Regions from separate parts of the Homo sapiens genome. Here region 1 is linked to region 2. Evidence: read pairs that join two places in POLR2A ChIA-PET (ENCODE). Cell type or tissue: OCI-LY7. All regions are shown on one strand. Each heading gives the region's core, and the rest is flanking DNA. Links, peaks and the distances in the headings are about the cores only.

What was found. Peaks named below come from ENCODE experiments on the same cell type or tissue, not always from the same donor. Only the 100,000 strongest peaks of a DNase experiment are listed, where the experiment ranks them.
Region 1: POLR2A ChIA-PET joins it to region 2 with 5 read pairs; 1 of 35 experiments calls an interaction of 5 or more read pairs at or near these places.

The regions. Positions count from the first base shown.
Region 1 is chr1:144,544,666-144,560,426 of GRCh38, forward strand. RNVU1-2A (RNA, variant U1 small nuclear 2A) reads right to left here and starts at 7,278; the gene lies at 7,114-7,278. It overlaps LOC105379574 (a long non-coding RNA gene), which reads left to right and starts at 7,550. Exons shown (of 2, transcript XR_001737761.2): 1 at 7,550-7,993; 2 at 15,383-15,761. In OCI-LY7, for the core only: CTCF peaks have their summits at 5,866 and 6,093; DNase peaks (open chromatin) are centred at 6,006, 7,076 and 7,576; H3K4me3 peaks cover 2,692 bases; H3K27ac peaks cover 3,392 bases.
Region 2 is chr1:145,457,249-145,473,009 of GRCh38, forward strand. RNVU1-31 (RNA, variant U1 small nuclear 31) reads right to left here and starts at 8,532; the gene lies at 8,369-8,532. TRQ-CTG3-1 (tRNA-Gln (anticodon CTG) 3-1) reads left to right here and starts at 2,410; the gene lies at 2,410-2,481. RefSeq lists enhancers at 8,216-8,265, 8,430-8,971 and a silencer at 8,426-8,605. In OCI-LY7, for the core only: no CTCF peak of the experiment used is centred there; a DNase peak (open chromatin) is centred at 8,323; H3K4me3 peaks cover 730 bases; H3K27ac peaks cover 739 bases.

The DNA of each region.
Region 1 (15,761 bases), core at 2,679-10,678, 910 kb before region 2:
AGGCCTAGCGGTTCCTGCAGAACCCCTGTCTCCCTCTTTTGGATAAAGCAGAGAGGAAATGACCTGTGTGGAGGGAATCAGGGGCTGCATCTGCACGGAGGAGCTGAGGCAAGTAGGGCAGTTGCGGTCTGTCAATGTAAAGGACATTTGCCATCCAGGAGGTTGGGCTGTTATTATTAGTTTTTAAATTCGTCAATACAAACTTCAGGGAAATGTGTCTTCTTACTTGTAGGAACCTCACAAGACCTCCCATCTTATATTCCAGGGAGAATTGCTGCGTATTACACGAACACATAGGTGAGACTGCCATTCTGACCTGCAGGCCTCGATGTCCTGTGCAGGGGCACCAGGGCACTGGCAAAGCCCTTTCCATACAAAGAGCAAGCGTGTTATGTCTACAACCCAATGGCACCAGTTCCAAGTACAATTTCTACTTGGTTCTATGAGCTGAGTACATGTTCCCCCCAGCACAGAAATCCTACAAACTCCCATGAATGCTATAGGGAAAAGCAGGGGCTAGCCAGGTGTGATGGATCATACGTGTAATCCCAGCAGTTTAGAAGGCCAAGGCAGGGCAGATCACTTGAGTCCAGGAATTGGAGACCAACCTGGGCAACATGGCGAAACTTCAACTCTTAAAAAAACAAAACAACAACAACAACAACAAAACAAGAACAGAAATTAGCCGGCTGCGATGGCTCGTGCCTGTGCTACTCCAGAGGCTGAGGTGGGAGGATCGCTTGAACCAAGATCCCACCAGATACAGTGAGACTCTGTCTCAGGGAAAAATACAAACAAAAAAAAGAGGCTCTGTAAGAGGTGACTCTGGGGACAATGGAAAAACACTAAGGTTTTCAAGTGGTGTTAAAAGCCAGTAGGCCTTGGGGACCACTGAGCAATCTACAAAGCAGGGAAGCCTAGATCCCTGAGCTCTGCCCGCCAAGTACCACCACAGCTAACATGAGAGACCTCCCCCACAGAGACTGAAATTTGCCTCCTGAGGAAACAAGTGACTACAGACATCTGTCCCAGGACAGTAAACAAGAAAATAAGGTCTCACAAAAACAAAAACAGCTGACCACACCATACAATCACTGAGACCGGGCCTGCGACTATAGATGAAAAAAGCAAATGCTGTCTATTATTCATACCATGAAAGACCAGGGGAAAGCACGAACGCAGTCCCCTACTACTGTTGCGGGAATCAGGAGAACAAAGAGACCAACGGGTGGAACAGAAGGATTTTATTGAGTGCACTCGGGCCTAGCGTGAGCCCCGAAGAAAGACAGGGGGCTTGACTTTTATACACACTTCTGAAAGGGGGTTGGCTAGTTTGAATGGTGCAGCAGGAATTTGATGGTGCGAAACTCGCGGGGCAGGCAAGAGGGCTTACAGAAGCAGAAAGAAGGCAGTTAATCAAACTGTGACAGGTCTTGCAACGCAAGCACAGCTGGTAACCTTGCAGCTGCACTGAATGGAAATCAGGAACTTACAAAACTTGAATAATGACAAGTGGCAAGGGGGAAAGACAAGGCAGTAAAGACATTTGTTGTTTTTCCTCTTATACTTGCTGGGGGCGGACCGTGTTGACAAAGTCGCTGGAAATCACTGTCAGAGATGTAGCTTTTAGGATAGTATTGTCCAGGATCTGCTAGGCTCTATCCACTGCAGGCCTTGGTGGGGGGGGAGGGGGGGCCTGCGAAGCACAGGAAAACTTGTCTTTTCGTTGTAACTTCCGCTTCGTTACTACAAGTTACGCAGCTGAGCTTCCCACGTTAGAGAAAATGACAGAACAGCACACTTGAAATGAAATAGTTGAGTCGGGTTTAAAAGCCATTTCAGTAACCACAATATCTGCCCTGCCACATAAATAAGATTGCACCTATCTCCGCCCCGCCACAGCTCCATACGCCTCACCCTTTAAACGCACAGTCACTTGCCCCAGCACCACTCCAGCCAATCCCCAACCACCCCGAGCCCTCCTAGCCCTAACACACAGCTGGGACTCTCATGTCCAGCCAGTGGTCCTGGACTTGCTCCTACAGCGCGGGAAATCCTTCGTGGCGAAGCAGCAGCCCCTGCGCTGCCTCATCTACATAGAAACGCCCTATCGGTGATGTCACCGACAGTGCCTTTCCCAGTCTCCTTCTGCTCTTCCGCCCCACCCTCCGCCACTCAGCCTACCAACCCGCTGGGGGAGCCGACGGAGGAAGTGACGTCTGCTGTCCCACCTCTCCCTCCCGCCCTTGTCCTTTCCGGAGGTGCGCCCAGACCCCGCATCTAGTATCCCCCAAAGAAGCGACTACTTAACTTGTGTCCTGCGGAGGACCCTTCTGGCGGCCAGCTGGAAGCTGTGCGCCGGTCTTCAAATAGTGGCTTTTAATTCGCAGACTAGAACATTTAGGATTACAAAGAAAACCGTTTCCTTTCAAAGCTGTTTATCTTTGTGAAGTAGCATTTTGCTTAAAATTGGAAGCCTTTGACTATCAGAGAGAAATCATATCTATGAAACTAGAGAGGCTGCTCAGATGACTGCAAACCAGCCATCCTTGCTGGTTTTACCAGTAGTAGTGTTATAAAGAATGTTGTCCAATTTCATGAGTCTCGTAGGTTTGTTTTTTTGTTTTTCAAATACAGTATTGTACAAAAAGGAAGCAGAATGTGGTTGCTGTCACAATGTAATGCCTCTCTGGGCCTGAGAATTTGGAAAGGCTCACACTCCTCATAAAAGTTCTCTTCTTTCCTCATTCTCCCTTTAGATAAAAAGTCTTTTTTTTTTTTTTTTTTTTTTTTGAGACGGAGTCTCGCTCTGTCGGCGGGATCTCGGCTCACTGCAAGCTCCGCCTCCCGGGTTCACGCCATTCTCCTGCCTCAGCCTCCCGAGTAGCTGGGACTACAGGCGCCCGCCACGACGCCCGGCTAATTTTTTGTATTTTTAGTAGAGGCGGGGTTTCACTGTGTTAGCCAGGATGGTCTCGATCTCCTGACCTCATGATCCGCCCGCCTCTGCCTCCCAAAGTGCTGGGATTACAGGCGTGAGCCACCGCGCCCGGCCAGATAAAAAGTCTTTCTTGAAAGCATTGTTGATCAAAAGCTGTATCTCTCCTTGCCAGAAAGGCTCATTCCCAGATAGTCCTGTCCCACACTGGGGGCAGGGGAGGAAAGGAGCCCTCTCACTAAGGAATTTTTAACAGTGCCCAGAAGCTGAATTGGCATCACAGAATTGGGGGCGGGGGGGGAGACAGAGAGATCTCGGCCAATTCTATAGTTGCTGTCACTTGTTGAATCATCTCTAGTCTTCAGAGTACCATGAAAACAATGAGAAATACATAACATTAATAATTTGACTAGTGGAGATATAATGCACACAAGAATGATAATCACAAAGAGAATCTATATCCCGAAACAGTAAGGGAACCTATTCCATTAGGCAGCCAACTGAAAACATCAGGGAAAACATCAAATACCATTTCTTCTTTAGTGATTTATTGTAGCCAAGTGGCTTCCTTTCTAATTTTTTTTCTAGAGAAGGTTCTACTGCATGGGAAACATTTATGTATATGCAACAAAAGGTATTTGCCACCACACATACATCTCCCTGCTCAGCTAAATATATCATCTAAAGTGATGTGATTACCTAGTACAACCTTAGCCAGTGAATAAATAGCTTTTTATTGAGCTGCAAAAGAGGCCGCAGTTTCATCAGCAATGTTTTTCTTTCTTTTTTCTTTTTCTTTCAGAGACAGCGTCTGTCTCTGTGTCCCAGGCTGGAGTGCAGTGGTGCCATCATAGCTCACTGCAGCCTTCAACTCCTGGGCTTAAGTGATCCTCCTGCCTCAGCCCCCGAGTCACTGGGATTACAGGCCAGAGCCACCATGCCTGGTTTTCATCAGCAGTGTTTCCTGAGGTTACAGAAAGATTTATAATCCTAGGAAGAAACACTCCCTTGAAGCAAAAGTGCTCTCCCCGCAAAAATGCAAGGAGCTATCTTCTTGATAGCCGGGCAGATAATTCTCAGGTTTTGCCCCACTGAATCTCTATCTAAAATAGAGCAGTGGTCATGCCTAGTGAAAAGTTAGAGGGCCTAACGTTTAAATCTGTAATCCATCTTGAATTGAGTTTTGTATAAGGTGTAAGGAAGGGATCCAGTTTCAGCTTTCTTCATATGGCTAGCCAGTTTTCCCAGCACCATTTATTAAATAGGGAATCCTTTCCCCATTGCTTGTTTTTCTCAGGTTTGTGAAAGATCAGATAGTTGTAGATATGTGGCATTATTTCTGAGGGCTCTGTTCTGTTCCATTGATCTATATCTCTGTTTTGGTACCAGTACCATGCTGTTTTGGTTACTGTAGCCTTGTAGTATAGTTTGAAGTCAGGTAGTGTGATGCCTCCAGCTTTGTTCTTTTGGCTTAGGATTGACTTGGCGATGTGGGCTCTTTTTTGGTTCCATATGAACTTTAAAGTAGTTTTTTCCAATTCTGTGAAGAAAGGCATAGGCATTGGTAGCTTGGAACCAACCCAAATGTCCAACAATGATAGACTGGATTAAGAAAATGTGGCACATATACACCATGGAATACTATGCAGCCATAAAAAATGATGAGTTCATGTCCTTTGTAGGGACATGGATGAAATTGGAAACCATCATTCTCAGTAAACTATCGCAAGAACAAAAAACCAAACACCGCATATTCTCACTCATAGGTGGGAATTGAACAATGAGATCACTTGGACACAGGAAGGGGAATATCACACTCTGGGGACTGTGGTGGGGTCGGGGGAGGGGGGAGGGATAGCATTGGGAGATATACCTAATGCTAGATGACACGTTAGTGGGTGCAGCGCACCAGCATGGCACATGTATACATATGTAACTAACCTGCACAATGTGCACATGTACCCTAAAACTTAGAGTATAATAAAAAAAAAAAAAAATTAAAAAAAAAAAAAAAAAAAGAAAAGTTAGAGGGAACTCGCCCAATGTTGGGTTTCTTCAGATATATGTGTGTATATATATATATTTATATATATGTGTGTGTGTATATATGTGTATATATATATATATATCTCCAAATATCTTAAAGACACTGCCCTTCATCATTCCATGCCATTAGACATTTATAGGACCATGCATGGTGATCTCCTCCACACAAAAATAAATGCTGGTGCAGAACAGGTAAGTGTACTATAAATTGAGTACATCAGCTTTTGGGCATTTTAAACCATTGGTCACACACGTTGGAGCAAGAGGGCAGGTTGATAGCAAGAGGGAGTGTTTCTCTTTCAGTTTTCCAATAGCAAAGTGATGTTTGCCACTGTCATTTCAGAGTGAGGTGACAAATTTTTGTTGTTGTTTGGTTTTGTGGGGTTTTTTGTTCGTTTTTGAGACAAGGTCTCACTGTCCCCCAGGCTGGAGTGCAGTGGCACGATCAGGGTTACTTTTGCCTTGACCTCATGAATTCAAGCAAACCTCCTTACTAATCCTCCTGAGTAGCTGGGACTACAGGCACGTGACACCACACCCTGGGGTGTGAACTGGGATTTTATATTTTCAGTTGGCTCCCTAATGGAATAGGTTCCCTTACTATTCTGGAATACAGATTGTCTTCATGGTTGCCATTCTCGTGTGCATTATATTTCTACTAACCTGCTAATTTTTTTTTCTTTTTTCTTTTCTTTTCTTTTTTTTTTTTTTTTTTGAGACAGAGCCTCACTCTGTTGCCCAGGCTGTATTGCATGCAGTGGCAGGATCTCAGCTCACTGCAATCTCTGCCTCCTGGGTTCAAGAGATTCTCCTGCCTCAGCCTCCTGAGTAGTTTGGATTACAGCCTTGCTGACATACACCACCACGCTGGGCATTTTTTTTTTTTTTTTTTTTTTTTGGTATTTTTAGTACAGACGGGGTTTCGCAATGTTGGTCAGGCTGGTCTCGAACTCCTGACCTCAGCTGATCAGAAGTAGGTGAGGTCAGAAAACGCACCCTGGGAGAGGCTGGCAAAATGCCCAGAACGGCCATCGCTAGGCCTGGGGTTTTCTTCTGTACTGAAATACTACTATTCATGTAGTGCGGGGACAAAACCAATTAGATACTTCTGGGAGTTAAAAAGAGATGAATTTACAGTGCCATTTGAGAAGGGGTATTAAGGAATTTTCCAGGGTACTGACGCGTGTCAGGTGCAAACTGCAGGTTCGGAGAGAGCTAAGTATTTTCTGTCCATGAAGGTGATAAGGGGGGTCTTGAAGAAAGAGGAAGGGGGGAGGACACTGGCGCCAGAAATAGGAAAGGGCTGCTTGGGGGTGGGAAGGATGGGTCGGGGTGCTATCTAGAAAGCTGCCTGGCAGTGGATGTAGGATGTAGAAGCGAGACATCAAACAAGAAGCTGTCGCTTAAATAAAGTCTGAAGATAGACTAGATATGTAAACGGCAGGAGATAGTAGGGAAACTGGACCCGTCTCCTCATAAAACTTCCCGCCTTATGTTTCAGGGAGGACCGCAGCGCATTTCGGCCAAGACAGGTGAGACTGCGGTTCTGACCTACGGGCCTCGATGAATTGCGTTAGGGCACCTGGGCTCCGGGAGAGCCGTTCCACTCCACAAAGTAAGCGTGTTATGTCTGCAAACGAACGGGGACACTAAGAGCCCCAAAGGCCCTGCTTTCATCCCAAAGAACAGCCCCCGTCTGCGTAGTTTGTACCTGGCTCTGTGAGGTGAGAACACATTCCCCGCTAGCACAGAAATCCTACAAACTCCTGAGGGGGCTGCGGTTAGAAGCAGACGCTGTGTAAAAGGGGACTCTGGAAGCTAGAGAAAAACACGAAAATCTTCACAGAGCGTGAGAACCCAAGACGCTGGAGACCGTGGATCAATTTCTGCAATAAGCAGCCTTATGTTCAAAGGGAAGAGCTATGCAGTCTTCGCGCTGGTTAGCCTAGGATAAACCGGCTGACACTCCTTACTTCTCCAGCGAGAAAGACAGCGACATGCCACTTCCTATTTTGCAGGCTTCTGACTGTAACAGTAACACTTAAGGGCACCACAAAAAACACAAACCAATGAAAGAAAGCAGTAACAAGGAGCGTACGGTCTATTTTTGAAACCAGAAAAAAAGAAATCAGGGAAAAGCACGGACACAGCCCCCCACTACCACAAATTATGCAGTCGAGTTTCCCACATTTGGGGAAATCGCAGGGGTCAGCACATCCGGAGTACAATGAATAAGCCTCAGCCCTGGGAAAACCACCTTCGTGGTCACGTTATCTCCCCTGCCAAGTAAATATGAGCTCCTGCACCTCCGCCCCGTACGCCTCACCCTTTACACGCACGGTCACTTCCCCGCGCACCCGCGAGCCCTCCTAGCCCTGACACACAGCTGGGACTCTCAGGTCCGACCAGCGGTCCTGAACCCGCTCCCACGGCACGGGAACTCCTTCGTGGCGAAGCAGCATGTGGCGAAGCGCAGCCTCTGCGCTGCCTCATCTACATAGAAGTCGCCCTATCCGTGATGTCACCGACAGTGCCTTTCCCAGTCCCCGTCTGCTCTTCCACCCCAACCTCCGCCAACTCAGCCGACCAACCCGCTGCTGAGCCGGCAAAGGGAAGTGACGTCTGTCTCTCCCTTTTTTCTCTCCCGCTCCCTTGTCTGTTCTCTCCCAAAGAAGCTGGTCCTTAGCTTCTATTGCGGAGCAACCTTTCGGCGACCAGCTGGAGCCTGGGCACCCTTCTTCAAATAATGGCCTTTAATTCGCAGACGAGAACGTTTAGGATGACAAAAGAAACTTTTTTTTCACGTCCTTACCCTTGTGATGAAGCATTCCGCTTACATATATATATGTAATGTTGGGTTTCTTCAGATATATATATATATATGTATATGTGTATAAATATCCAAATATCCTAAAAGACACGGCCCTTCATGATTCCATGCCATTAGACATTTATAGGACCATGCATGGTGATCTCCTCCACACAAAAATAAATGCTGGTGCAGAACAGGTAAGTGAAATTGAGTACATCAGCTTTTGGGCATTTTAAACCATGGGTCAGAAATGTTAGGGCAAGAAGGCAGGTTGACAGCAAGAGGGAGTGTTTTTCTTTCAATTTTCCAATAGCAAAGTGTTGTTTGCCGCTGTCAGTTCAGAGTGAGGAGACAATTTGTTGTTGTTGTCTGGTTTTGTGGGGGTTTTTGTTTGTTTTTTAGTTTGTTTTTGAGACAAGGTCTCACTGTCCCCCAGGCTGGAGTGCAGTGGCACGATCAGGGTTACTTCTGCCTTGACCTCATGAATTCAAGCAAACTTCCTTACCAATCCTCCCGAGTAGCTGGGACTACAGGCATGTGACACCACACCCTGGGGTGTGAACTGCGATTTTATATTTTCAGTTGGCTCCCTAATGGAATAGGTTCCCTTACTATTCTGGAATACAGATTGTCTTCATGATTATCATTCTCGTGTGCATTATATTTCTACTACCCTGCTAATTTTTTTCTTTTTGAGACAGAGTCCCGCTCTGTCACCCAGGCTGTATTGCAGTGGCAGGATCTCAGCTCACTGTAGCCTCCACTTCCCGGGTTCAAACGATTCTTTTGCTTCAGCCTCCTGAGTAGCCACCTGGCTAATTTTTGTGTTTTTAGTAGAGACAGGGTTTCACCAGGTTGGCAGGCTGGTCTCGAACTCCTGACCTCAAGGGATCGACCCGCTTCAGCCTCCCAAAGTGCTGGGATTACAGGCATGAGCTACCACGCCTGGCTCTCAAACCATTTTAAGTAAGCAAAGGCAGATTTGTCTGGCTTTTTAGTACATTGCTGAATTATCCTCCAATCTATATTTTTAGGAAGGACCTGGGGAATGGCAACATGCACATATTTGGCTAAAATGTGAACCTTTCATGTTCTGCTTGAAAATCCTTCCAATTTGCCTTTTGCAACCAGTTAGTGGCCTTGCCTTCTTCACCAGAATGTGAATTAATTGATAAAGGCCAGAATATTTGGGCTCAAAGGTTTCGACAGTTAAGTCGAATTTTCTGCCAAAGCCTATAGGATCTTGGAGCCTGCTTTAGAAACAGAAGAACGAAATGTGTTTAACTTTAGATCAGGGAAGTCCTTTATTTTTTTTTATTTATTTTTATTTATTTATTTTTTTTGAGATGAAGTGTTGCTCTGTTGCCCAGGCTGGAGTGCAGTCGCGCGATCTCGGCTCTCTGCAAGCTCCGCCTCCCGGGTTAACGCCATTCTCCTGCCTCAGCCTCCTGAGTAGCTGGGACTACAGGCGCCCGCCACCACGCCCCGCTAATTTTTTGTATTTCTAGTAGAGATGGGGTTTCACCGTGTTAGCCAGGATGGTCTCCATCCCCTGATCTTGTGATCCGCCCGCCTCCGCCTCCCAAAGTGCTAGGATTACAGGCGTGAGCCACCGCGCCCGGCTATAATATTCTTAATTCACATTTTGGTGAAGCGGTGTACACAATGGTAGGCTCCCCTCTTCCTGTGGGTTTGGGTTTTACCTTGAAAGGGGCTGTCAGAACAGAAGTTTCAGGGAAGGGGCCAGAGCCCTGGGGACTTTCCTCAGGTGATGGTGATGGAAGAAGAGGCAAGGCAGGACAGGAAGGCTCAGGTAAGAAAGACTATGCAGGTGCAGGGGCAGGAGGAGAAGGAGCAGTTGGAGGCGAAAGAGACAAAGCCTCCTCAATATTTCTCAATTCAGAAAACGTGTCAGTTTACCTCCTTAAGCTTACTTCCTCAATGGAGGCAATTTTCTTAGTTCTTTTTTTTTTTTTTTTTTTTTTTTTTGAGATGGAGTCTGGCTCTATTGGCAGGCGGGAGTGCAGTGGTGTGCTCTCGGCTCACTGCAACCTCCGCCTCCCGGATTCAAGCAATTTTCCTGCCTCAGGCTCCCGAGAGCTGGGACTACAGGAGCCCGCCATCAAGCCCGGCTAATTTTTTGTATTTTTAGTTGAGACGGGGTTTCACCATGTTGGCCAGGATGATCGCCATCTCTTGACCTCATGATCCGCCCGCCTCGGTCTCCCAAAGTGCTGGGATTACAGGCCTGAGCCACCGCGCCCGGCGCAATTTTCTCAGTTCTTTTAGAAATTTTAGAAATTTAGAAATTTGGAAATTTCTAGGTCTCATTGCAAGTAAGTCTCCCATTTAATTTGTCTTGTTCTAAAACCAAATTTCTCTCTCTCTCTCTTTTTTTTTTTTCCTTCAGACAGAGTCTCACTCTGTCGCCCAGGCTGGAGTGCAGTGGCGCGGTCTTGGCTCACTACAACCTCTGCCTCCCAGGTTCAAGCAATTCTTCTGCCTCAGCCTCCTGAGTAGCTGGGATTACAGGAGCCCGCCACCATGCCCGGCTAATTTTTGTATTTTTAGTAGAGACAGGGTTTCACCATGTTGGCCAGGCTGATCTCGAACTCCTGACCTCTGGCTCCCAAAGCGCTGGGATTACAGGCGTGAGCCACCGTGCCCAGCGTAACCAAGATTATTGAGCCATTCTAATTTGTCAAAAGAGTCACATTGATTTTAAAAAAAATAACGTAATGGGCCAGGTACGGTGGCTCACGCCTGTAATCCCAGCACTTTGGGAAGCCGTAGGGGGCGGATCACGAGGTCAGGAGTTCGAGACCAGCCTGAGCAACATGGTGAAACCCCGTGTCTACTAAAAATACAAAAATTAACCGGGCGTGGTGGTGTGTGCCTGTAATCCCAGCTACTGAGGAGGCTGAGGCTGGAGAATTGCTTGAACCCAGGAGGCGGAGGTTGCAGTGAGCCAAGATTGCACCACTGCACTCCAGACTAGGTGACAGAGTGAGACTCCGTTTCAAAATGAATACATAAATAAGCAAATAATAATGTAATGAACGTTTTCATCGTTTACATATTAAATAGATGAAGGGGTGGCCTGCCCCTCCATACTTGTGGGCGTTTCTCATCGGGTGGAAGGAGAGACTTGAGAAAAGAGAGAGACACAGAGACAAAGTATAGAGAAAGAAAAGTGAGCCCAGGGAACCGGCGCTCAGCATACGGAGGACCCGCGCCGGCACCAGTCTCTGAGTTCCCTTAGTATTTATTGATCATTATCGGGTGTTTCTCGGAGAGGGGGATGTGGCAGGACAATAGGGTAATAGTGGAGAGAGGGTCAGGAGGAAAACATGTGAACAAATGTCTCTGCATCATAAACAAGCTAAAGAAAAAAGTGCTGTGCTTTTGATGTGCATATACAGAAACATCTCAATGCCTGAAAGAGCAGTATTGCTGCCCACATGTCCCACCTCCAGCCCTAAGGGGGTTTTCTCCTATCTCAATAGATGGAATATACAATCGGGTTTTACACCGAGACATTCCATTGCCCAGGGATGAGCAGGAGACAGATGCCTTCCTCTTTTACTAATCCTCCTCAGCACAGACACTTTACGGGTGTCGGGCTGGGAGACGGTCAGGTATTTCCCTTCCGGCGAGGCCATATTTCAGACTATCACATGGGGAGAAACCTTGGACAATACCTGGCTTTCCTTGGCAGAGGTCCCTGTGGCCTTCTGCAGTGTATTATGTCTCTGGGTACTTGAGATTAGGGAGTGGTGATGACTCTTAACAAGCATGCTGCCTTCAAGCATCTGTTTAACAAAGCACATCCTGCACAGCCCTTAATTCATTTAACTTTGAGTGGACACAGCACTTGTTTCAGGGAGCACACGGTTGGGGGTAGGGTTACAGATTAACAGCATCTCAAGGCAGAATTTTTCTTAGTACAGAACAAAATGGAGTCTCTTATGTCTCCTTCTTTCTACATAGACACAGTGACAGTCTGATCTCTCTTTCTTTTCCCCACAATACTTACACTATTTAAATTGTTCAAAAGCATCAAAGATTCCTCTCTGCTGTCAACTTCATTCCATTTATTTTATTGTACCAAACTATCAAGACCATTAATTTAATCTACTGCTAAATCTATTATTTTTTTCATGTTAGAAATTCAACCAGAAAATTTCTCCCTAATGAAACCTCACATTTCAAGCATAAGTAGGCTGGGTGAGGTGGCTCACACCTGTAATCCCAGCACTTTGGGAGGCCAAGACAGGTGCATCACTTGGGGTCAGGAGCTTGAGACCAGCCTGACAAACATGGTGAAACCCCGTCTCTACTAAAAATATAAAAATTAGCTGTGTGTGGTGGCATGCGCCTGTAATCCCAGCTACTCTGGAGGCTGAGGCAGGGAAATAGCTTCAACCTGGGAGGCAGAGCTTGCAGTGAGCTGAGATTGCACCACTTCAGTCTAGCCTGGGCTACAGAGCAAGACTCTGTCTCAAAAACAAATAAATAAGCATAAGTAGTAAAAAAAAAAAAAAAAAAAAAAGATAAAAAATAAGGCGCAGGGTCTTGCTCTGTTATCCAGGCTTGAGTGCAGCGGGGCTATCATAGCTGACCAGCTTGGAACTTCTGGGCTCAGGCAATCCTCCTGGCTCAACTTGCCTTGTATTTTTTTAGAGATGGGGTCTTGCCCTGTTGCCCAGGCTGGTCTCCAACTGCTGGCCTAAAGCAATCCTTCTGCCTCAGCCTGTTGAGTTGCTGGGAGTACAGGTGCAAGACATGCAGCCTAGCATTGTAGTAAAACAATTTTCAACAAATTCTTAATTTTCTTTCTTTTTCTTTTTCTTTTCTTTCTTTCTTTTTTTTTTTTTTGAGTTGGGAGTCTCACTCTGTCACTCAGGCTGGAGGGCAGTGGCGCAATCATAGTTCACTGCAGCCTGCCTCAGTCTCCCAAGTAGCTGAGATTACAGTCATGCATTATCATGCCTGGCCAACTTTAAAAAATTAGCTAATACTTAAAAATTTGTAGAGACAGGGGTTTCACTATATTGCCAGGCTGGTATCCAACTCCTAACCTCAATTGATCCTCCCTCCTCAGCCTCCTAAAGTGCTGGGATTGCAGATATGAGCCACCATACCTGGCTTAATTTTCTTATTTTAATTTTATATAAGTGATTATTATTGTTCCTAAGATAATTGGGGCAGTGACTCCTTTAAAATTTTAGAGACCTAATTTGTCTATTCACTTCACTGAAAGAGTATGCCAGTTTGCTTCATGAGAAAATATCCTATATTAATAAAGCAAGAAAATTCCTTCCACCAAACTAGGGGGCATTCTAAAGAAACGAATTGTGCTAAGTAACATCACTTAAGGTGAAAACAGAGGCAATGGTATCTATTAACAATGTTTATCAGTGAAGGAAATAAACTGAAAATGTTAACATCATTAAATCCTCAGAGGGCCTTCGTTGCTGAAAATCTGAGTAATATTGTGATACCCTTTTGAGTCCGGCAGGACATTCTCTTTCCAGGGCATATGACAGTGGGCGAATAATTTCTTTTCATTCATTTTCATTAAGGGCTGAACTTCCTTAATGTTCTGGAGATTATTAAATTTGATTTGTATAGTTGTGAAAAGTGCTCATATTGCTGATTCCATTGCTTACATATGATCATATAAGTCTTTTCTCTCCTTTCTGTAGTGTGGTTTAAACTTAATCCTTAAAGGACATGTATTTGAATTTTTCAGCTGGTTAGAAACCTGAATATACCAATCAAAGAAAACTGCTCCTTACATGCTACAGATTTAGTGTTCTTCCTGTGCTAAGATGTCTTTTAGATATAGTAAATTTGTTAAAGCCAAGAGCTCCTATGGAACAAAGTTGGGTGGGAGGGGGACATTGAGTAGTAAGATCACTCTTGTAATAGAGATGCCACTCTTGCAGATATTGACAACTATTGGGCCTGTAAAATTTTTAACAAACATTGGAAAGACAAGATATGAACAACTCATCATTGCTGCAGTCTCAAATATCAGGAAATACCATTATTCTCAGGACAATAAATAGACAATAAAAAAGACTCACAGAGCAGCTTAGCTGTCATGTATTACCAAACAGGGACTGGATCCTTGTCAACACCACCCAACAGAGATTGTCCCCAGAAATTCACTTCATAACATCAAAACCAAAAACCCACACTGATGGCACAATATAATGATGCAAAAATGAGAGAGAGAGAGAGACAGAGAGAGAGAGAGAGAGAGAGGGAGAGAGAGAGAGACCTGTCCTACAGCCATACTTAGTGGGTAAAAGCCAAAGAGCTCAATTTCTGCTCATGATACTTAATAGAACAGAGGGAACATGAGCCAATAGCTCAATGGGTTCAGATCTGCACCAAGTGCCTGTTGGATGCAGAATTCTACTGTCTCCAATAATATGTCTCAGATGGACTAGTTTTTTTGTTTTTTGTTTGTTTTGTTTTTGTTTTTTATTTTTTGTTTTTGAGAGAGAGTCTCCCTCTGTCGCCCAGGCTGGGGTGCAACGGCACGATCTCGGCTCACGGCAACCTCCGCCTCCCGGGTTCAAGCGATTCTCCTGCCTCAGCCTCCCAAGTAGTTGGGACTACAGACGCACACCACCACGTCTGGCTATTTTTTTGTTTTGTTTTGTTTTGTTTTGTATTTTTAACAGAGACAGAGTTTCGCCATGTTGGTCAGGCTGGTCTCGAACTCCTGACCTCAGTTGATCAGAAGTAGGTGAGGTCAGAAAACATACCCTGGGAGAGGCTGGCACAATGCCCAGATCCGCCATCGCTAGGCCTGGGGTTTTCTTCTGTAGTATTCATGTAGTGCAGGGACAAAACCAATTAGATACTTCTGGGAGTTAAAAAGAGATTAATTTGCCGGGCGCGGTGGCTCACGCCTGTAACCCCAGCACTTTGGGAGGGTTCACGAGGTCAGGAGATCGAGACCATCCTGGCTAACGCGGTGAAACCCCGTCTCTACTAAAAATACAAAAAATTAGCCGGGCGTGGTGGCCGGCGCCTGTAGTCCCAGCTACTGGTAGGAGGCTGAGGCAGGAGAATGGCGTGAACCCGGGAGACTGAGCTTGCAGAGAGTCGAGATCGTGCCACTGCACTCCAGCCTGAGCGACAGAGCGAGACTCCGTCAAAAAAAAAAAAAAAAAAAAAAAAAAAAAAAAAGATGAATTTACAGTGTCATTTGAGAAGGGGTATTAAGGAATTTGCCAGGGTACTGACGCGTGTCAGGTGCAAACTGCAGGTTGAGAGAGAGCTAAGTATTTTCTGTCCATGAAGGTGATAAGCGAGGGCCTGAAGAAAGAGGAAGGGGGGAGGACACTGGCGCCAGAAATAGGAAAGGGCTGCTTGGGGGTGGGAAGGATGGGTCGGGGTGCTATCTAGAAAGCTGCCTGGCAATGGCTGTGGGATGCGGAAGCGAGACATCAAACAAGAAGCTGTCGCTTAAATAAAGTCTGAAGAAAGACTAGATATGTAAACGGCAGGAGATAGTAGGGAAACTGGACCCGTCTCCTCATAAAACTTCCCGCCTTATATTTCAGGGAGGATCGCAGCGCATTTCGGCCAAGACAGGTGAGACTGCGGTTTTGACCTGCGGGCCTCGATGAATTGCGTTAGGACACCTGGGCTCCGGGAGAGCCGTTCCACTCCGCAAAGTAAGCGTGTTATGTCTACAACCCAACGGGGACGCGCTAAGAGCCCTAAAGGCCCTGCTTTCATCCCAAAGAACAGCCCCCGCCTGCATAGTTTGTACCCGGCTCTATGAGGTGAGAACACATTCCCCGCTAGCACAGAAATCCTACAGACTCCTGAGGGGGCTGCAGCTAGAAGCAGAGGCTGTGTGAAATGTGACTGGGGGCTAGGGAAAAACACGTAGATTTTCACAGACCCTGAGAACCCAAGAGACTGCAGACCATGGGC
Region 2 (15,761 bases), core at 4,591-12,590:
TTATTCTTCAAAGCCTGGAGAACTTTTGTCATTTTGAGCTATTTATAGCCTGCAACAATTGAGTAGAATAGTCTTCTAAACAGAATTTGAGGCATATTTTTCTCTCTCTGCCGAATTTCTCCAGAATTTGTAAACTGAATATTCTTAACTCATGATGATGTGTTTGTTTGCATAAGTTCAATAAGATTCTGTTTTCTTTTATAACAGGACACAGGTGGAGGAACTGGTAATCTTCTCAGGGCTTTGCCTGAAATGGTGTTGTGAAATGTTCCAGCAAAGCCCATTTAGGAGAGCCTATATGGACAAGGATTCTTGCTGCACTTTGTGTGGGTAATCAGGCCAAGTATATGGGACTGAAGCTTCTTTTGCAGGTAGGTTGGTCCTGCTGTGTTTTGTCTTTAGTGGAAATGGGGAACTGGACAGAGGAAGATTGTGTTTCAGGAGAAACTACAGTATTAGATGAATGTTTGATTCCTGGGTGGCCATGCGGTCACCCATGGTGTGGAGCTGCTCAGGATGCCCCTTCTCCTCATGACAAAGCCAGAAAGATGCATGACCAGATTCCCCATGATTGAGGAACTGACAAATAGAAAGTGGGGACTGAAATCGACCCAATAGTCCCACATACAGTGTTTTTGGATAGACTTAAAAATGGACCCTTCTGGTCTTAAAGCTTGAAACTTACATTTGTTTTATCTGAGTTCCTTCCTCAGGAAAGGACCCTCAGCCTCTCAAAAAGCATCATAGACCTGAAACTCAGCAGATCACAGCATCCAGACAATGACTTGCCAGTCCCTTCACTCATCATGAGTGCTTCCTCACCCTTCCCTAGTTCCTCTTTTCCCACACACAGTTACGTTTCTTCCCTGCTGTATAAACCCCTCGTTTTAGTTGATCAGGGAGATTGATTTGAGACTGATCTCCCATCTCCTCAGCTGCAGCACCCAATTAAAGCCTTCTTCCTCGGCAATACTCAATGTCTCAATGATTGGCTTTCTGTGAGCTGAGCAGCAGGGCCTAGACGGAACTCCTGGGCTTTCAGTAACGATGCATGTACACTTTTAAACACTGCAATTAATGGGTCATGAGATATTGAGAAATTGGAATGGCATCAACTTGGCCAATTCTGAGAAAACACACTGTGCTTAAATGTCAGGGCCCTGCCTCCTGACCTCGACAGTATATGGTTGATTTTGAGTCATAGCAGGTGAGTATGGCCTGGTTTCAGTGTTTTATAGAAATATAAAATATGGCTGATCGCATTTATTTTAAATCCAACATATCTCCATTTCTGGTGAGAAAATTTTTTTAAAACCAACCAAACAAACAAACATAGAAGAATATGAATAAAAAAATAAGGGATTCCCTGCTTCCCAATCTCACTTGATTGCTGTCTTCTGTTATATACTAAGGGAGGAAGGGGGCAAGGTGCCCAGGAAGTCCCACGTCCTGTTTTGATAATCATCTGGCCTCCTTGGGCAAACAGAAAACAGGGAAAGCATAAAGAAAATAACAGAAATTTTGCAGAAATTTCATCTCCGGTCTGGGCGCAGTGGCTCACGCCTGTAATCCCAGCACTTTGGGAGCCCAAGGTGGGCAAATCACTGAAAGTCAAGAGTTCAAGACCAGCCTGGCCAACCTGGCAAAACCTCATCTCCACTAAATATACAAAATTTAACCAGGCATGGTGGCCCACGCTTGTAATCCCAGCTACTGCGGATTACAATCACTTGAACCCAGCAGACAGAGGTTGCAGTGAGGGGAGATCGCCCACTGCCACTGCACTGCACTCCAGCCTGAGCAACAGAAGGAGACTCTGTCTCAATGAAAGAAAGAGAGAGAAAGAAAGAAAGAAAGAAAGAAAGAAAAGAAAGAAAGAAAGAAAGTGAGGGAGGAAGGGAGGGAGGAAGGGAGGGAGAGAGAGGAAGGAAGGAAGGAAAGAAGGAAGGAGGGAAGAAGGGAAGGAGGGAGGGAGGGAGGAAGAAAATGAAAGAAAGAAAGAGAAAGGGAAAGAAAGAAAGGAAAGAAAGAGAAAGAAAAAAGAAGGAAAGAAAGACAAGAAAGAAAGAAAGAAAAAGAAAGAAACAAGAGAGACAAAGAAAGAGAGAGAGAAAGAAAGGAAGAAAGAAATTTCACTGTGGCACAGGAAACTCTATGACCGAGGCTTCAAGGGCTCTTCTCTGGCCCTAAACTCACAGTGGATTTTGCCTCATTTTCCGAGGTGCAAATGAAATGATGGAAGTCGATCAAAGGAGAGGGCAGAGAGAAAGTAAGAAGGATGGCTCCTTCCTGCAGGTCCACCTTCCTCGAGTGTTGCTTGTGGGATAATAGAAATGCCTTGACATGGTTGAGTGGGAACTATTGCTACTTATTGGGAATTCAGACGCTTCCGGCAAACTTGCACGATGAGGTTCCATGGTGTAATGGTGAGCACTCTGGACTCTGAATCCAGCGATCCGAGTTCGAGTCTCGGTGGAACCTTTCTGTTTAATTAGGACGGCAATGTTGTGTTTTACTCCCTAAATGGAATGGGGATTCCGCTGACGTTCAGAAACTCTGCGCTGTGGGCCTCCGTGTCCCTTCTGCTCCCGCTGTCTGAGCCTCGCGATGTACCCCGCGCTCCTCGTCCCCTCTTCGTCTCCCTCTTCGGTGTTCGGGGTCCCAGAAACCGGGTTCTCGCAGTGGCCCGGACCACAGGGAAATTGCCGAGTCATCCAGTCGGGATCAGCGAGCCTGCAGGGTCCCCTTCCTGGGCGAGCCTCCTGGCACCCAGCAATCGGAGGCCCGGACACCCCCGCCAGGGACCCAGCGACCCAGGAAGTCCCCACCCCCTCTCAGAGCGACCCTGGGCCTCGGGCTGACAGGTCTCCTCCACTAAAAAGGCTGCTGCCCCTCTATCCTACACCCCGAGATTCCTTTCACTCGGGAATCTCCTAATGGCACCCATTGTCTTTTTGGTAAGTAAACGGTGGCGTGAGAAATTCTGATGGGGTTAGCTCAGTCATTGGAGAGTGTGTCTCAGTTTAGGATCGATGGTTCCAGACCTAACTTGGCAGTAGCACTGCTTTATTCAGATGGCCCATCCTATTCCGAATGTTAATTTGCTCTGTTCTTCATATTCAGATTTTTATGCCGAATTTCTAGCTCCTGCGTCTCTATTGCGGGCCCTAAAAGTCGCTGTTTCACTAAGCTTTGGAACCTGACTCCGGGAAATCTCATTCTTTCGTCCCAAGATCTCAGCCAGAAAGAGAGTTCCGCGCGGCGGCGTCTTCAAGCGCGCGGGCTGGGAGCGCGGGTTCTGATCCTGGGTCGCCCCGGCCGAGCTCCCTCAGGGCCACGGGGAAGAGGAACCTGAGCAGCTCTGAGGGGCGAGTCTCTGAAGATGGGGCTCCCCCTTCTCCCGTCAGGACCCTGCCCCAAGGAGAAGACGCCTTAGTTAAAAATGTTTTCTCCTGCTCTTCAGAGCACTTGGGATGAGGTTCCTGATGGGTCTTGGGAGCGAACTAAGATGTCACTCCAGGCGCTCAGGACCATCGCTCTCATTTTCATATTTTGGGGCTGAGAGCGGTTACAAAGGACTGAAAAATACCGCAGTCTTTGAGGGGCTCAGTTTGGAGGACGAGCCGGGGTTGAGGGGGGTTGACGCCTTCTTGGCTCCTTGGAGTGGACTGGCAGGTAAGGAAACACAAACTCCGTTTCCCCTTGCAGGCAGAACTGCAGGACCTGGGATGGAAAATTGGACAGTCAAAGAGTAACAATATTTATGTAGAGGTGGGTTGCGTGCATTAAAAATTGTTATCCCTACAGATAAGTGTAGGAAGGGACCAGGGCACTGCTGTTCACCACCAGCTTTGCAGCATATGTAACTTTGATAACAGTGTATAGTGCATAAAAATTCATTCCTGTTCACAAATATTTGATCACAACCAGTTACAGGTTTCTTTGTTCCTTCTCCACTTCCACTGCTTCACTTGACTAGCCCTATAGGAAAAAAGAATCATTCTTAAATATGATATTGTTTCAGTTGATCGCCAGCCCGCCCGTTCCCCACCCCCTGAAAGTAGCTGGGACAACAGGTGTGCACCACGTGCTGGGCTCATTTTTGTATTTTTAGTAGAGATGGGGTTTCGCCATATTGGCCAGGCAGCTCTCGAACTCCAGAACTCAAGTGATCCGCCTGCCTGGGCCTCCCTACACCTCCCTGCTGGGATTACAGGCATGAGCCACCCCACTTGGCCATCATTTGTATTTTGAATTTAAATATTTTGTAGTCATCACTCTTCAAAGATTCTGGGTTTTGCTGCATGTGCATGATGGGATTCAGGACATGCTACTCCAAAGTATAACATCTTGGGGTATTGAATATTTTATGCTAAAGGAATATGAGTAAACCACAGAAGCAGGAAGGTCACTGTCACCCTCCCCCTGCCCTTCCTCCCTGAAGTCCAGTATAAGACTCTTATGTGAGAGGTGCCCTCTCTGTACCCAGAGGAAAGGTGCATCCTTGATTCTGAAGACACAGGGACACAGAGAAGAGCCTGAACGCAGAGGCCTGGCTACCTTTCCCCCACTTTGTTACTGTTAGATCATACTTTTATTGACTTATCATACTTCTCCATGACTATTCATTCTTGAATAAACCTACTGTTAAAAAAACAAAAACAAAAACTGAGGTTTAGCTGTTTCCATGGGCCTTCATTTCCTTTGGAAGGCGTTCCTGTCATGTAAAATTTACATTAAATAAATCTGTATGCTCTTCTCTTGTTAGTCTGTGTTTTGCTGTGAGGGTCTCAGCAGCGAACCTAGGCTGGGTGAGAAAAAGTCATATTTCCTCCCCGACATGTACAAATGTCTTCCACTGTAAAGCTATATGTTTTTTTTTTTTTTTGACAGGGTCTCACTCTGTTGTCCAGGCTGGAGTGCAATGGCACGATATCAGCTCACTGCAACCTCCGCCTCCCGGGTTCAAGCCATTTTCCGGCCTCAGCCTCCCAAGTAGCTGGGATTACAGGTGCCTGCCACCACGTCCGGCTACTTTTTGTATTTTTAGTAGAGATGGGGTTTCACCTTGTTGGCCGGGCTGGTCTCGAACTCCTGACCTCAGGTGATCCGCCCGCCTCGGCCTCCCAAAGTGCTGGGATTACAGGCATGAGCCACTGCACCTGGGCAAAACTATAAGAATTTTACTGGGGCAGATTTGAAGCAAGAAATTGAATCATTATTCCCCTTTGGATGAGCTGAACACATGAGCTAATAAACTCCCAGTTCCTCCCAGATAGAAATACTTCTCTAGTTCATTCCCCGAAGCTCCTTGAGGGTCAAACCTGCTGGAGATTGAGGGGCCTTCCTGGGATCTCCCAGCCCAGGAGGTTACTGCTGGTGAGAAGATTGCTGCAGTCTCCCTGGGAGGGTGCACGGCCACTGGAAAGTATCACTGCTGTAACTTCAATACAACTGGTTTTCGTCACATCTGCTCTTTGTGCAGTGTTGCAGGCAAAATACAAGAGCTAACATGCACATGAGTAACACATGCACATCATCAGCTGTGTCTGCAACACAAAGTGCCACATGTCAGGCACAGTTGATTATGTGCATGTGTTTACTCATTCAGTCCTTACCTCAGGCCGAGGTCACACTATCACCTTCATCTTCCATGTGAGATGCACAAAGACGTTAAGTGACCTGTCCAGGGTCACTCAGCCAGCAAAGGAGGATTTGAAAGCAGGAATTTGAAGTGAAGGCAGCCTGTCTCCAGAAGACATTCTCAGAACCACTGCATTTATACTGCTCCTAACAAAACCACCGTTGCAAAAATTATGACAGTGAGAAAAACCTGACATAGGAAAACTATGACTGTGAAAGAAATCTGACCTAACTGACTGCATCTTACTTCTAACCTCTGAGCTGCCTTTGTCCACTCCTGGGCATAGGCCAGGCTAACTATGAGAGAAGTTTAGTTCCAAGTCTAAGTCTGAAACAAAGATGTCTTCCTGAGACAAACTCCTTCCTATCTTGGGGATCAGACCTCCTTAGCAAAGCTAACAAATTAGGTGCGAGATTGGAAATTATTGCTCAGGAGCCATGCAGCCAGAAGCCACATGATTCCTAAGCTCCCCAACTGTGCCTGTATATAAGATTATTGGTGTCAAACCTAAGATTGGTGTTCAAGGTATTTTTCAGACCCTGCCTTATGATGGACTAGCTGGCACACCCAGACCGGTAAACTGGCTCATCTGGTCCTGTGGCCCCCACTCAGGGACTGACTCAGTGCAGTGAACAAGCTCTGACACTGTGATTTCATCCCCAACCCAACCAATCAGCTTTGCACATTCCCTAGCCCCTTGCCTGCCAAACTATCCAAAAAAAAAAGAAAAAGAAAAAAGAAAAAAAAAACCCTAGTCTTTGAATTTTGGGGGAGGCAGATTTGAGTAATAATAAACCCCTGTCGTGGTCCCTCAGCTGCTTCTGCATTTATTAAATTCTTTCTCTATTTTAGAAAGCCTGCTGTTCTCAGCTCCATTGGCTTACCTGGGCAATGGGCAAGATAAACCTACCAGGCAGTTACATTAATAAAAGAGAAACACAAATGGTAAGCATGCTTGAAAAGAAATATAAGTCTGTGTATTTCTTTGGAAGAAACACAAAAGGAGGAGGAATGATAAGACAGGCAATAAATACACTGTCCTAAATATTTTCATGATTCTCCTGCCTCCTTCGTATCCTTCTTATCCCAACAACTTCTCCCCAGAAACCTTCAACTTAAACATGGTCCTGCCAGAACTGGGTTTGTCCTTCCCTTTACATTTTCCTCTCACCTACCCTACACCCCTTCCATATCTAATCTGTTCTTTAACTTCCAGGTCATTGAGAATTTTCCATTTAAAAATATAAAAAATTCATAAAGCGGAAGATAACCAGTCATCCATATTCCCACCTCCTGGAATTAACTACTGTTAACATACCTACATATTTTTCTTCCAAATCATTGTTAAACTACACATGCTAAGCATAGACCATACTAACAGTAGAGAAGATGTAAACATATGTAAAATTTTTGAAAACCTTACGTTCAAAAATAACTTCTCATAACATTTGGGCAACCCTGGAGTTACAGTCTTGTGGTACATCTACAGGGAGAAGAATGTATATTTTAGCTAGACTGTCCCTAAAAGAAAAAGGAAGAAAAAATAATAAAGAAGGATATATATACCTGAAAAAATAATAAAATAATAAAGACGCATATATGTATGCCTTTATAAAATTTAGCTGAGACTCTATTTTTATTTTACAAACATTCCATTTAATAGTGCATGAACTTAACTGCAGACAAAGAGACAGAAACAGAAACGAAGGAATTCCTCAACTCCCGATTACAGTTAGAGAGATATTTTTCTAAAGGAATCTTCTAAGGATAAACGTACACTAAATTAAGTAGAAGACATTAAGATTTGGAGTGGTTTTCTTATTCCTTTTTACAATCAGGTTGATTAAGGTGTGAGTTGACTTTGGTACAATGCATCCATTTCAAGTTTGATGACGTGTCTATTACTCTAAAAGGTCCTCTTGTGCCCTTTGCAGTCAGTTCCGCCCTCCCCCTGAGGCCAGCAGTCAATGATGTAGTTTCTGTCACTATACAGGTTAGTTTTAACTGTTGTAGAAATTCACCTTGATGCCGCCACACAGGGTGCACTCTTTTCATCACTCGGCATAATGTTTTTGAGATGATCCACGCTATTTCATGTTTCCGTAATGTGTCCTATTTTATTGCTGGGTAGTTCGGGTAGTTGGGGTAGATCGCAGCACATTCTGGCGACAGGTGAGACTGCGGTTCTGACCTGCAGGCCTCGGTGAACATGAGCAAGGGCACCTGGGCGCCGGGAGAGACCTCCCTTCCCCTACAGAAAGCAAGCGTGTTATGTTAACAACCGAACGGGGACCCTGCTTTCATCCCAAAGAACAGCACCCGACTGCGTAGTTTCTTCCCTGGCTCTAGGAGGTGAGAACACATTCCCCGCTAGCACAGACATCCTACAAACTCCTGCGGAGGCTGCGGTTAGAAGCAGAGGCTGTGTGAAGGGTGACTCTGGGGGCTATGAAAAAACACGAAGGTTTTCACAGAGCATGAGAACCCAAAAGACTGGAGACTATGAAGCGATCTGCAAAAAGCAGCCCCAAGTGGAAAGGAAAGAGAAGAGCCCTGCGGCCACTTAGCTAGTGTTAAAAGAGCTCACGGCGGCGGAGAGGATAACACGTTACTTTCTGTTTCCCATCGTTGCGACTGTAAGGAGAACACTTAACATGCCACCCAAGCTACAAAACTGCAGTTTTAAGAATAACCCTTGCCGTCTATTTTTTCATTACAAAAATTCAGGGGAAAGCGCGAACGCAGTCCCCCACTACCACAAATTATGCAGTCAAGTTTCCCACATTTGGGGAAATCGCAGGGGTCAGCACATCCGGAGTGCAATGGATAAGCCTCGCCCAGGGAAAACCACCTTCGTGATCATGGTATCTCCCCTGCCAGGTAAGTATGACTTCACACACTTCTGCCCTGTCACAGCCCCATATACCTCACCCTTTACACACATGGTCACTTGCCCCGCGCACCCCCGAGCCTTCCTAGCCCTGACACACAGCTGGGACCCTCAGGTCCGACCAGCGGTCCTGAACCCGCTCCCACGGCACGGGAGCTCCTTCGTGGTGAAACAGCCAGTGGCGAAGCAGCAGCCCCTGCGCTGCCTCATCTACATAGAAGTCGCCCTATCCGTGATGTCACCGACAGCGCCTTCCTCGTCCCGGTCTGCTTTTCTGCCCCACCCTCCGCCACTCAGCCGACCAACATGGTGCCAGAGCCTGCGGGGGCAGTGATGTCTGCCTCTGCCTCCTTTCCCTCTCTTCCCCGCCCATGGTCTTCCCCAAAGAAGCGGGTGTTTCTGTTGTAGTTTTTTGTTTGTTTTTTGTTTTGCGCCGTCTCGCTCTGTCGCCCAGGCTGGAGTGCAGTCGCATGATCTCGGCTCCCTGCAACCTCCGCCTCTCGGGTTGAAGCGATTCTCCTGCCTCAGGCTTCCACATAGCTGGGATTACAGGCACACGCCACCAAGCCCGGCTAATTTTTGTGTTTTTAGTAGAGACGGGGTTTCACCATGTTGGCCAGGCTGATCTCGAACTCCTGACCTCAGGTAATCCGCCGACCTCGGCCTCCCAAAGTGCTGAGATTACAGGCGTGAGCCATCACGACTGCCCAGAAGCCAGTTCTTAGCCTGTGTTGCCGAGGACCTCTTTGGCAGAAATCTGGAGCCTGTCCACCCTTCTTCAAATAATGGCTTGTAATGCGCAGACTAAAACATGGAGGATTACACAAGAAACTGGTTCACTTCACATCATTATCCTTGTGATGTAGCATTCTACTTGAAATTGGAAGCCGTTCGATATCAGAGAAACCATATCTATGAAACTAGAGAGGCTGCTCAGATGACTGCAAACCAGCCATCCTTACTTGTTTTACCACTAGTAGTGTTATAAGGACGGTGGTCCAATTTCAGGAATCTTGTAGGGTTCTTTCAAATACAGCAATGTACAAATATGCTGCCCCAGCAGAGCACACTGGACACTCAGGCATGATGCTGGAGTTTGTCATCTCTTCCACGGCCTTCTCCAGACCTTAGCACTTACCTCATGTTAGCACTTTATGTTCTGCAAAGACAGAAACAAAGTGGTCCAAATTTGGAAAAAATATATATATATTTGGGGGAAACTTTATTTGAGGTGCTTAACAGATTACTTTTAATCTGTAGAATACAACACCAAACTCTGACAATACTCCACAGACTCCAAATCTATCAGGCAAGTTTTTCCTGTCCTTTGCTTTCATATAAACTGAATCATAAAGTGTATAGTGGGTTTTGGGGGAATATAACTGCCCAATGGGTTCATGTTGCCTGCTGCCTAGACAGAACCAATTTATCAAGACAGGGGAATTGCAATAAAGAAAGTTATTTACCCAGAGCCAGCTGTGTGAGAGACCAGTTTTATTATTACCCAAATCAGTCTTCCTGAGTATTCTGGGACCCGAATTTTTAAGGATAATTTGGTGGCTGGGGGCCAGTGAGTTGGGAGTTCTGATTGGTCAGGTCGGAGATGAACTCAAAGGGAGCTAAAGCATCCTCTTGAGCTGGGTCAGTTCCTGGGTGGGGGCCACAAGATCAGATGAGCTGGTTTATCCATCTGGGTGGTGCCAGCTGATGCATCAAGTGCAGGGCTACAAAATACCTCACGCACTGGTCTTAGGTTTTACAATAGTGATGTGATCCCCAGGCACAATTCAGGGAGGTTTAGAATCTCATAAGTTGGAGGCTGCATGATCCTAAACCATCATTTCTAATCTTGTGGCTAATTTGTTAGTCCTGAAAAGGCAGTCTACTCCCCAGGCAGGAAGGGGATTTGTTTTGGGAAAGGGCTGTTATCATCTTTGTTTCACAGCTAAACCATAAACTAAGTTCCTCTCAAAGTTATTTTGGCCTGTGCCCAGGAATGAACAAGGACAGCTTGGATGCTGGAAGCAAGACAGAAGCAGTTAGGTCAGATCTCTTTCGCTGTGATAATTCTCCCAGTTATAATTTTTGCAAAGTCGGTCTCAGGAGCAGAGGCATAGGTTTGACTTCTTTCACTCAGTCTTACATCTATGAATTTTTCATGTTATTCATGTGGTTATTTGTTTCTGTGTGTATTCCTTTGTATGAATATAGGCCAATTTATTTATTTATTCTACTGTTGCTGAACATGTTGACCTAAAAGAAAGAGGCTGAAGCACAAAATAGAATCTAGAGTTTACTTGAGCCAACATGAAGACAGCTGCCTGGAAGACTCACACCAAAAGAACCTTGGATCTGAGCTCCCTTTGGCCTTTGTCACAAGCAGGTTTTTAAAGGTCAAAAGGGGGGATGCACAATGGGCTGACAGAAAGGTGCCTGTCAGGAATTCTCATTGGTTTTCAGAAATAGCATTGATGAGAGCTTGGCTATCCCTTGTTATAGGGTGTGGGATACAGTGTTTGGTGTGGCATTATTAGATTAATTTACAGCTACCTGGGGTGATAGCAAGCAGTTTCAACAGATGAATACATAGCTCAAAAGGAAGGAAGCAGAAAGTGGTTGCTGTCTTGATTTAATGTCTCTCTGATCATGTGAAGTGGCTCACATTCCTCAGATAAAAATTCTTTTAAAAATCTTTCTTCTTTAAAGCATTGATGATCAAAAGCTCAGCCAAGGTGTCCCTCTTTGCCAGGAACACTCATTCCCGGATAGTCTTTCCCACGGTGAGGGCAGGGGAGGAAAGGAGCTGCCTCACTGAGGAATTTTTAAGAGCGCCCCAAAGCCCAATTGAAAGTACGTCACAGAGTAGAAAAAAAAAAAGAAGAAAAGAAAAGAAGAGAGAGAGACTTCAGTTAAATCTACAGCTGTCACTTGTTTAATCATCTCTCGTCTTCAGATACCATAAAATCAGTTTTCTCAGAAGTAAAACAGGAAATATATAACATTAATAATTTGAATAGCACAGATATAATTCACACAAGAATGAGAATCACAAAGAGAATCCGTATGCCAGAACAGTAAGGGAACCTATTCCATTAGGGAGCCAACGAAAAAACATCAGGGAAAACATGACATCCCAGTTCTTCTTTCATGATTTCTTGTAGCCAAATGACTTCTAATTTTTTCTAGATGAGGTTCTATGTCATGGGAGTATTTATTTTTGTATATGCAACAAGAGGTTGTAAACACCACACATCCACCTCCCTGCTCAGCTAAATCTATCATCTAAAGCGGGCTGCGGAGGCTGCTGTTGCTGGGGCTCTCCCCTTGGTGTTCTGGGCTGCGTTGTACTAAGTGGAGAAGGTGGTTGTGGGCAAGCGTTATGCAGAGATCACAACCAGGTGGGCAGGGGGCTGCTCTCTCCACACTATCACTTGACAATGTACAATTCCTTTTATGAACTCTTGTAAGTGCTGCTGTATCTACCCATTGTTTTTGTTTTGTTTTGTTTTTTGAGACAGACTCTCTGTCTCCCAGGCTGGAGTGCAGTGGCACAATCTCGGCTCTCTGCAACCTCTGCCTCCTGGGTTCAAGTGATTCTCCTGCCACAGCCTCCCAAGTTGCTGGGACTACAGGCACACGCCACTGTGTGCAGCTAATTTTTGTATTTTTAGTAGAGATGGGGATTCACCATGTTGGCCAGGCTGATCTCGAACTCCTGAACTCAGGTGACCCACCTGCCTCGGCCTCCCAAAGTGCTGGGATTACAGGCATGAGCCACCGTGCCCAGGTTCTAACCATTTTTAAATAAGAATAATATTGTCTTTGAAAATATATATCATCTAAAGTAATGCAATTATCTAGTACAATCTTAGCCAGTGAATAAATAGCTTTTTGTTGAGCTGTGAAAGAGGCTACAGTTTCATCAGCAATATTTCTTTCTTTCTTTCTTTCTTTCTTTTGTCTTTCTTCTTTTTTTTTTTTTTAAGACACAGTCTTGCTGTGTTGCCCAGGCTAGAGTGCAGTGGTGCAGTCTCAGCTCACTGCAGCCTCAACCTCCCTCGCTCAAGCAATCCTCCCACCTCAGCCTCCCGAGTAGCTGGGACTACAGACATGCACCACTATGCCTGGCTAATTTTGTTTTTGTTTGTTTGATTGTTTTGTTTGTTTGTTGAAAGACAGGGTCTCGCTATCTTGCTCAGAATGGTCACAAATTCCTGAGCTCAAGCAATCCTCCCAGCTGAGCCTCTCAAAGTGCTGGAATTACAAGCATAGGCCCCCAAGCCTGGACTCTTTATTTTTCTTTCAGAGAGAAGGAGTGGCTCTGTCGCCCAGGCTGGAGTGCACTGTCGCCATCATAGGTCACTGCAGCCTGGAACTCCTGGGTTTAAGTGATCCTTCCACCTCAGCCTCTGAGTCACTGGGATTATAGGCCAGAGCTCCCATGCCCGGTTTTTATCAGCAATGTTACCTAAGGTTAAAGAAGGATTTCGAACCACGGGAAACAACATCCCATCAAAGCAAAAGCGTGCTCCCCCAAAAATGTATGGAGCTACTTTCTTAATGGTCAGGCAGGTAATTAGCAAGTTTTCTCCCAATAGGATCTCCATCTATTAATAAAATAGAGTGGTGGGCATGCCTAGTGAAAAGTTTGAGGACGCTCATCCAATTCTTTTTTTTTTTTTTTGAGATGGAGTCTCGCTCTGTCTCCTAGGCTGAAGTGCAGTGGCATGATCTTGGCTCACTGCAACCTCTGCCTCGCAGGTTCAAGTGATTCTCCTACCTCAGCCTCCTGAGTAGCTGGGAATACATGTGAACACCACCATACCCAGCTAATTTTTGTATTTTTAGTAGAGACGGGGTTTCACAGTGTTGGCCAGGCTGGTCTTGCACCCCTGACCTCAGGTGATCCACCCGCCTCGGCCTCCCCACTCATCCAATGTTGGGTTTCTTCAGAGCTATATATATATATATAGGCATGACCAAATATCCTAAAAGACATTGCACTTCATCATTCCATGTCTTTAGACATTTAAGGGCCATGGATGGTGATCTCCTCCACAGACCAAATAAATGCTGGTGCACAACAGGTAAGTGTAGTATAATTTGGGTACATCAGCTTTCGGCATTTAAACCATGCATGGGTCAGACATGTTAGAGCAAGAGGGCAGGTTGGATCCTGATAGCAGGAGGGAGTGTTTTTCTCTTAACTTTCCAATAGCATCATGGTGTTTACCACTGTCATTTCAGAGTGAGACAACAATTTTTTGTTGGTTTTCTTTCTGATCTTTGGTTTTTTTTGCAACCGGGGTCTCACTGTTGCCCAGGCTGGAATGCTGTGGCAACATGACAGCCCAGTACAGTCTTGACCTCTTGACCTTCAGGGCTCAATGAATCATCCTACCTCAGCTTCCCAAGTGCTGGAGTTAGGCACACACCACCACGCCCAGCTTATTTATTTACTTTCTGAGACAGGGTCTCACTCTTTTGCCCAGTCTGGAGTGCAGTGGTGTCATCTGGATTCACTGCAGGCTCGAACTCCTGGGCTCAAGTCATCCTCTCAACTCATACTCCTGAGTAGCTGGGACTACAGTTGGGTGCCACCATGCACCCAACTGTATATTTTTGTATATTTTGTAGAAATTGTTTCACCATTTTGCCCAGGAAGATAGTCTCAAACTCCAGGGCTCAAGTGATCCTCCTGCCTCGATATCCCAAAGTGCTGGGATTACAGGCAGTTATTTTGACAGTACAATTATGATGGGTTAAACTGAGACGTACGGCAGGAAGGTTAGGATGAGTCAGACAGGTTCGATAAACAGGTTTTGCTTGATGTAACCCCGAGTTGCATCGTGAGTTCAATCAGGAGGAATACAGGTGAAATTTGGCACAGGATGTACCAATGGGTCATTATGGTCAAAAGTGGTTGGTGGTTTAAGGTGGCAAACCCAGCACCTTGTCACATTTCCCACAGTGGCAATGGTTTGTGAGATTCTGATCAGAGAATTATCCCTCCCTGATGTAATCAAATTAATTAAGGACAGTAAAACAGAAATCTGATCATAGGCATTTTGCTATGTATGTATGTATATGTATATACATGTACGTGCAATAGGACTAGTGTGTCATATCTTTAGAGAATATACATATAGGGTGATTTTACCAAAACCAATAGGATACGACCCCTACAACTTAAAGGAGCCCTGATGGTGTATGTATTCCAGTCAAGAGAAAAAGAGACTAACTCTTCCAGGTGCAGTGAGCACTGGAATTGTGAACAGCTGGTTATACAGGCCAGTATCTTGGGTGGAAGTGGGCTACAACAGATGTCAGCTACTTGCCATCTTCGTCAGGAAGATGGCAGGTCACCTTTAAGTGAAAACCTCCACTGACAGATGTCCACTCTGGTAGGGTTGCCTTTTAGATATGAGAAACATGAATCTGTGTGTCAATGCCCTTATATTTACTGCCACAGAGATGAGGCAATAATACCTGATGTGAGCCAGGTGCAGTGGCCCACACCTCTGGTCCCAGCTATTTGGGAGACTGAGGCAGGAAGATGGCTTGACCCCAGGAGATAAAGGCTACATTGAGTCATAATTACGCCACTGCATTCCGGCCTGGGCAACAGAGTGAGACCCCATCTCAAAAAAATAAATTAATATTAATAATACCTACGTGGTGCCCTCCAGTGGACTTGGAGGGAGTATTTTATTTGATGTTGTTTCCAGTAAGCGACATCTCCAGTTTATAGGCATAGTTTTTGATATTTTCATCTCCCATCAGCTCATTATGAAAGGCATCCTTTATTAATTTGGAGCTCTTCATAAGAAGTTTTGTGAGACCTTAGAAATAATGGAGAATGTTACCTTTAAGAAGTGCAGTGCAGGTTCATAAGCCCCTTCATCTAACCACTGCATGGGTCTTCCTGTTCTAATTTCAAAGGGAGGGAGTGAAAGTTTTCCAGAAACAGTGGGGGATCTTTGGCCAGAGAAGGTTAAAAACTTCTGTTAGCTTTGCCAATTGAGTTTTTATCTTATCATTATTAAGTTGCACTAGTCCAGAGGATTAGGGGTGATAGGCACAATGGAAATGTTGGGACATAGGTCAAACGTTACAAATGGATCCAACTATCTGACTGATAAGGTGTGTTCCTCAGTTGCTATGGAGATCAGATGGCACTCCCCATGAGGAATGATTTTCTCTAATCACAGTCTACCAGCTGCTTGG